3 separate regions of the Mus musculus genome follow, and regions 2 and 3 are each linked to region 1. A link is a loop called in an ENCODE intact Hi-C map of the cell type or tissue named here. Cell type or tissue: left cerebral cortex. All regions are shown on one strand.

Evidence for each region. A loop is a pair of places that touch in the nucleus more often than their neighbours do. Peaks named below come from ENCODE experiments on the same cell type or tissue, not always from the same donor. Only the 100,000 strongest peaks of a DNase experiment are listed, where the experiment ranks them.
Region 2: a loop joins it to region 1, with 2.6 times the contacts of the local background. A loop is called at or near these places in 16 of 42 quality-filtered maps.
Region 3: a loop joins it to region 1, with 2.7 times the contacts of the local background. A loop is called at or near these places in 2 of 42 quality-filtered maps.

The regions. Positions count from the first base shown.
Region 1 is chr13:31,081,388-31,083,887 of GRCm38, reverse strand. Gm35302 (a long non-coding RNA gene) reads right to left here. Exons shown (of 4, transcript XR_382159.2): 3 at 487-605. Among named protein-coding and RNA genes, the nearest start is that of Gm35302, 1.7 kb to the right of the region's middle. In left cerebral cortex, a CTCF peak has its summit at 1,302 (motif pointing left); a DNase peak (open chromatin) is centred at 1,281.
Region 2 is chr13:30,887,320-30,889,819 of GRCm38, reverse strand. All of the region lies in intron 11 of Exoc2 (exocyst complex component 2), which reads left to right. Among named protein-coding and RNA genes, the nearest start is that of Hus1b, 59 kb to the left of the region's middle. In left cerebral cortex, a CTCF peak has its summit at 1,121 (motif pointing left); DNase peaks (open chromatin) are centred at 1,120 and 1,956.
Region 3 is chr13:31,291,111-31,293,610 of GRCm38, reverse strand. No RefSeq gene overlaps it. Among named protein-coding and RNA genes, the nearest start is that of 4930401O12Rik, 51 kb to the right of the region's middle. In left cerebral cortex, no CTCF peak of the experiment used is centred here; a DNase peak (open chromatin) is centred at 1,233.

The sequences.
Region 1 (2,500 bases):
TCTCTGAAAATGTTCATATATCTAAAAAATGTGTATCACCACTTTCCACATTTTAAGATGCTGAGTTAAAAGTAGAGGGGCATAGGTGAGCTGTATATTTATTAACTATAATTGAACATGACTGCTTGCTAGATCACTTGTTACATATGAAATTCCAATTTTGGAAATTCTTATAATTTTCATTATGCATTTTAATGCAATAAGCTAAATGTATTAAAAATTTTTAAATATAAGTCATGTTTTATTCAGGCTTCCAAACGTAACTAATTTAGCAGAAGGTTCCAACATCTGCTTCCAAAACAGACTTAACAACCTCAGACCATAAGGCTGATTCTTTGCCTCACTCAAGAAATGTGCAAATATGGACCAGGGCTGGCTGGAGGCGCTTGGGAAGGTTCCTAAACGTGCAGAAGGTCACATAGATGCCAGTAGACAGAGAAGATTCCAGAAGTGCTGAAAAAGTCACTGAACTGATCAAGTTCTGACCTCGAGGAAGATGAGGTGTGGGGGAAGGGAAGTCTTGAGAGCTGGGGTCCCAGGGCCCCTGGCACTGTGTCCCCTCCATCACCAGGAGCTCTTCTACCTGAACAGCTACCAACCCTCACCTGAAATGACAAAAACCATGCCTTATTTATTTCAGTGAAATTTAAATCATAAAATGCATCATTACTGATTATCCAAACCCCATGACTAGGAAGAAAATAAACCTGGGAATTTCCACATTCACATTTATACACAAAAGCCTTTGTTTTAATGTTTTATGTCCCTATGATTTGTGAAACAAGGTTCATTCATTTGAAGTGTGCAATTCGATGGCTTTTAGTATGTCCACAACGATACAGCCATCATCATATAGTATAATTTAACAATAGTCGTGTATCCTAAAGAAACACTACAGTCACTTTATCGCCCCAACTCCCACTCAACGCCTCCCCGCAGCCCTAGGGAGTCACTAATTCATTTGTACTGCCAAAGAGACAGGACATTCATATACACAGAATCTTACACTATCTAGCTCTTTGTTATTAATTAACAACCTTTTTTTAAATAACTTCCTTAAAAATCCATTTTCAAAAGCATTTTTTCAAACCTCAATCCTTTTTTATTTCAGTAATCTAGACAATTTTGCAATCCAAGTTCGAACTTCATGTTTCCTGCTTTGAAAATGCGATTTTTTTTTTTTCTTATCTCCGGGACCATGAAGATTGTTTGGCTGTGGTAGGTGGCAGAGACAGCTGGCTGGCTCCAAAAGGAAAGTAACCAATCTAGGCATTGTGTGTCCTCTTGCGACCCCTGGTGGTTCATTGAGAGAGTGTTTTTAAAATGAATCCCTTGGAGCGTTTTAATCTCGAAACAGAGCACGACTACTAATTAATATCAAATGTAACTAAAATTTAAATTATGTTACTACATTTAAGTGTCCTACTATTTTTCTAGAAATTATAGACTTTAAGTCTGGTCCCCAAGCTCCTATTAGAACCCTGTCCAAATGCTTTCTTAATACTTTTCATTTTTCACAAGGAAACATTAAAAGCCTTTCATTTTATTCCTGTACAAAAACACAAAATCCTGACCGCCCTTTCATGACTTCATTACTGTCTTTAAAAATAAAATAAACAAGGGGTCAAAATTTTACTAAAACTTGTAGTACTAAAACCAAATAAAACAGACATTAAAGTAAAAAACACAAACTATATATTAGTAACAACAAAATCCTCTAAGGTCTGCGCTTGGTGAAACTTTCCTTCAGTTGTTTATCACAGCTATTGCTATTTAAGCATCGCTCCACTTTTAACTGGGTTTAAAACTGAAACTTTAATACTTACTGACTTTTTCCTAATTCTGAATTCCTTTTGTAAAATTTGAACTAGAAGGGACAATGAGATAAAATACTTATACAAATAACTTTCTATGTTCCTTTAAATACAATAAATTACTGCTATGGCCACACTAAATTATTTCTGATGCAGTTGTATTTCTGATTTATTAATAAAACTTTATAGTCTTAGAGTCTCAAACCTTGACAAAATATATATTACGTATATATTAAAACAAGGATCCTAGTTCACGTGGCGTCTAGACTCAAGAAGAAACCAGAAGCAGGCGAGTCAGAGCAGGGCAGGGACCAAAGTGAATAAAATCAAAGCTCACAATGCACAGTCATTAAAATATCACAAGGAAATCCATCAGTTTGCACAACGAGTACATTCTAATAAAAATATTAACAGGATACACACACATATACTGCTAAGGAATAACAGATTTTTTTTTAACTATTGTCTCCAGAAGCACTTTAAATTTTGCTCAAAGTTTGAAAACTCTTTAGAAGTGAATGTGTAATTTAACAGACATTATTACTCTGAAATTATTTATTTATTCTACTTTGTGGAGACTTAAAAATATATCTTTCTACCACCTAAGACAGAGAAATTTTAATAGTCATTTATCCATCTATAAATACATCGGTTTGAACGAAAGATTGCAAGTTAGAATTGAAATT
Region 2 (2,500 bases), 190 kb after region 1:
AAGAAAACAATTGATTTGTTAAAATTCATGTTAACTTAGGTTGAAAAGGACGGGGCCAAATGTTGCTTTATGTCACCTACAGAAAAGGCCAATGCAAACGCTAAAGCCTGAAATGTGTGGTGATAGAGAATGATGGAGAATGGTGTCCTCAGCTGATTCCCAGTGGCCAGGTCTCTGAGCGCTCAAAGAAAATATGCAAAGTGACACCATCTTCAGTCATATATGCTTTTTGTAAAAAGATGATTTTACTTTAAATTATGTATGTGTATGCAAGTCTATGTGAGTATGTGCACATGGGTACCAGTCTCCAGGAGGCCGAAGAAGGAACAGAATTGCCCTGGAGCTGGCCTCATGTGGGTGCTGGGAACTGAACTCGGGTGTCCCACAAGAGCAGCCAGTACGTTTCACCCCCCATCGTCTCTTCCATCCCAGTTGTGTGTGCTTTGTATAATAAACAGGTTCTTTAAAGCTTCTTATATCGTGTCATAAGGTATAAATGAAGAAAGGTTGACTTTTGTTGAGAATTTTAAAATCTTATGCCGAGTCTATAGTTTACACACACACAAAAGGTATTTCTCTTGTTCTTCATTGTCCTATACAAGTACTCATGATCAAAACAACTTATCTGTAATCATCTTGAGAAATAAAAGTATTGAGCCATGTAATTGAAGCTTTCAAGGAATGTCAATCTGCAAGGCCTTTTGATTTTTGACATAGTAATAATATGTGATATATGGTTTGTTTAAAATACATGTCTGAATAAATTTCCTCCTAAACTCATACTGCCCTGGCATTCTGTAACACACTGTGACACCTTTGGTCAGAGGAAAGAAACTAAACCTTGAGAAGAGAAACTCTAGGTTAGTATCCGCCACTTAGCTGGAGGGTTTAAAAAGTGATTCTCAGTCTTCCTAATGAGTGCTGCGACCCTTTAATACAGTTCCTCATGTTGTGGTGACCCCAGCCATAAAATTATTATTGTTGCTACTTTATAACTGTAATTTTGCTACTGTTATGAAATATAATGTAAATGTTTTTGAGAGCTAGTTGCCAAAAGGGGTCAGGGCCCACAGTTTGAGACCAGTTGCTTCAACTCTTACATGTAGCCCTGCAGCGCCACCTTCTGGTCACTCAGCTCACATGTTTACAGAGATCATTCTGAGTGGCAGTGTGACCTGCTGGGCACACGCTGCTTCAGGTACCTGCCTGCCTGAGTTATTGCTTGGTGATACTAATTACCAGGTAAGCAGTTCTTTCGTGTGTTGCAAGCAGAGCACTGGTGTGGTGCTCTCTGACAGAACAGAACATGTTATTAATATCATTGTTAAAGAAAGTGATGAAACAATCTTTAAGTTTCAAAATTCAAGCATTCCTAAACTACAAATATTATCCAACCATATAACTTAAAGTCAAAGCACCAGTTAAGGAGAAAAACATTTTTTGAGGATCCACTTATGAGATGCTAATTCCAATATTTGTAGAAATGTAGATAATATATTTTCATGAGGCTAGAAAATCTTTCTTACTTACTCATAAATGGATAGCCTTAGATCCCATGAAAATAATGTGGAATATATATTCATAAAATAAAAACATTTTGTGATGTTTTAAGTATCCATATTTATACACATTATGAACTTTCAGATATTTCTAACATGTTACTAAGCTTAAGCCCCTTTATCTTTCTGGTACATCAGGAAATTAGTGTTTTGATATTAATTTTTCTATCCTTAGTAACAGTGAAGACCGTATAAACTACAGTGTGTAAAATGTCATAAATGGTGAAAATTTCCACACATTTTCCATTTACTACGGAAAGAAATCAATTTCAGATAGCTTTATCCTGTCTGTCTGAATTCCTTTTGCCGCCAGTGTTACAGAAGCTGTGCAGAGGAAGATGTCAGGGAAGAGGCTTTACGCCTGCTCAGTTGGATTTAAAGTTAGTCATGGTGGTAAAGTCCAGGCAGCAGTTTCCACCCACAGTCAGGATGTGGAGAGCAAGGAGGCCTTGTGTTTGGCTAGCATGCTCCTTTCTGTGCAAGCTAGGACCCAGTATCAGAGAACAGTACTGCCTACGTTAGCATGTGCCTTCCCACCTCACCCAGCCAACATAACCCCTCTCAGTGTGGAGGGGACTTGCGGGTCCATTAGTGTCAACTCTCGGACTTACTGTTTGCAGTCTTCAGCTTTGCGTCCTGTACCACTCATTGACTTTACCTTCTGGATTGTAGAAGGCTTATGTGTAATATGTTTTAAAGTGGGATAGTTTAGCAGCAGTTAGCATAGTCATCAGAACAGGGTCCACAAATAATTGTACTCCACTGAGGGAGGGAAAGCAAGCTATCCAAGTGACAAAACTTTCATTCTGTAAAACCCACTGTAGAATGTAGCCAGTACTAGATCATGTTTGGTGATGCACAGTGACAGGAACTCATGAAAAAAGGTCCTGTTCCTTCTCACTGTATTCTCTGAGTAGCAACTTCAGTTATATTGAACTGTT
Region 3 (2,500 bases), 210 kb before region 1:
AGTGCACACACAGGTTTGGCCAGAGACCTGAGTGGCAAGAACAAAGCTTTTGTTCATGATGTCATGGCATTCCCAGAGCTGTGAACATCCAAAATTCATTCACCTGTCACCGGGCTCTGCACCTGCTTCATGGGCTCCAGCTGCCCGTTGCAGAAACAACAGTAGTTCATGCCAAGTTCAGCTTTCCATGGGCCAGACTGTTCAGTACTCCCTATGTGCCATTTCATGATGTCCTTCAGGTTTCCAACTTGCTGAGGACGCTAAGGCTTATCCAATCCTGTTGTACAGCCCAGGACATCTGGCAGTTGCAGATGCAGGGCCCTGCCCTGAATCTCTGCTCCTTTGTCCAGGGCCCTACACCTCTTACCCCAGAGAAAGGGAACTCAATCCAGACCCAGTGGCTTCCTGTTCCTCACGCGGCAGCCTCCACAGGGCCGGGCCGCGGTTCTTACACAGTGACACCAGCCTTTCACTTCTTATGTGGCAAGAGGAGACAAAGACAGGTGTGTCAAGGAGAAAAGGTGCAGGAGTCAAAGCAGAGGGACTTGGAAGGCCAGGAAGCCAAACAAGTCTGCACACTTGGGGGAAGTGCGAGCCTTTGTGGGCTTGGACCTTAGAACTTTGAAGGCGGCTTTTCCCTTTTGGTTTTTTCTTTGTTCGGGCATTGTTTTTCCCCCAGTGATGTTTTAGGAAAGAGTTCTTTTGAAAAACTCCAAGCTTTGTCAGCTGTGCAAAGAGAAACAAAGGGACAGGCTGTGGTGTTTTGTCCAGACTTGGACAGGTGTTCAGCAGAGGAAGTGTCCTCGCCCACCTTGCCCTAGTCAGGTGGTACTCGAGGGTGGGGAGGAGACTGTAGCAGCTCCGCCCAGCTGGGAACCTTTATATGCCTTTTACCCAGACTCCTGCCTGCTTCAGGAATCACTCCAGAAAGACTTGTGTTTTATCAGCCAACAAAATAGAGGTGCACAAGGAAATGTACTAGAGAAATGTTACTGATTCAGCTTATAAAAGGTTCCTAGTCTAACGGGAAGCTCTGCCAATCCCACCCACCCCAGTGTCACCAGTCCTGAAGCAAGACAATGAGGGGAAGACTCAAGGGGAGAAAGGCTCTGCCCTGAGTCTATCTCAAAAGCCTGCTGAGCATCAACTTCCAGACGCTGAAAGGAAGGAGTGACACAGATTTTTCAGGACAGTTGTGATGACAGAATGGAGTACTTGCTACACTTTGGATCTCAAAGTGTGATGTGTTTCTAAAAAGATAAAGAGAGAGGGAGTATGTTCTAGGAGGGTGTGGTGTGGTATGGGGAAGGGGGTGTCTTGGCAGGCCATGCTGAGGCATCCCTTCCCCCTGAGGGAACAGCCACACAATGATGATGACAGTATAGTATAGAATAGAGTTTATTCAGGGCATGGGGAGGGGAGTTAAGAGGGTAGTAGAGGCAGAGAAAGGCAGAGAGAGGGAGAGAGTAAAGGAGTAGAGGCTGGCCATGAACATGTGGAGAGAGGGGGGAAGGGTATAGGGAACATGTGGAAGGAATAGGGGAAGGGAAGAGCCCAAGAGGGCAAGAAAGAACAAGAGAGCACGAGAACAAGAGAGTTAGGAGGGGGAAAACAGCCCCTTTTTAGTGAGTGGGTCAGGCCTACCTACCTGGCTGTTGCTAGGTAATTGTAGGGTGGGGTTTAGACAGAATGGTAACAAAGTGCCCCACAGGCACAGTTGTTGAGGGCTTGGTCCCAAGGCTGTTGAGATCGGCCTATTAGAACCAAGTCTGGTCACTATGCCTGTGCTCTTGAGAGGAATACTGGGACCACAGCCTCCCCCTTTCTGCTTCCCAGATTCCACGAAGTAAGAAGGAAGTGTGGCACTTCCTCTGCCACACAATCCTGCCGTGATGACCAATCAAACCATTAAATTTCGGGATATTAACTATTACATTACTCTGCATCAGGGAAGGATAATTAACATCTCACTTTTCTTCCCTGCAGTGCATATATCAAAGGCTGAAAAGCACTCAAGCCAGGAAGCCATGGCCTGAACCCTCCAAAGCGTGAACCGAGACAAGCCTTCCCTCCCTGTAAGCTGATGCACCACAGTAATAGGAAGCTGGACCTCACCTGGTGGAGAAAAAGCTCTGCCGCAGTTCCATTGTCTGAAAGCTGCTGTTCTGGTTGGAGGTCTCTGGGGATGTGACTCATCATACTGAGTTTGTGCTTTTTTGTTTTGTTTTGTTTTGTTTTTTGAGATTTATTTCTTTTTTTACGTATGTGAGTACACTGTCACTGTCTTCAGACACAGCAGCAGAGGTCATCGGACCCAATTCCATTATAGATGCGAGCCACCATGTGGTTGCTGGGAATTGAACTCAGGACCTCTGGAAGAGCAGCCAGTGCTCTTAACCTTTGAGGCATCTCTCCAGCCCTGAGTCTGTGCTTTGAATACCGGAGTTCTCATAACATAAAATGATAGAGGGAAAGGTTCCGTCACGATATTGCTGCAGCC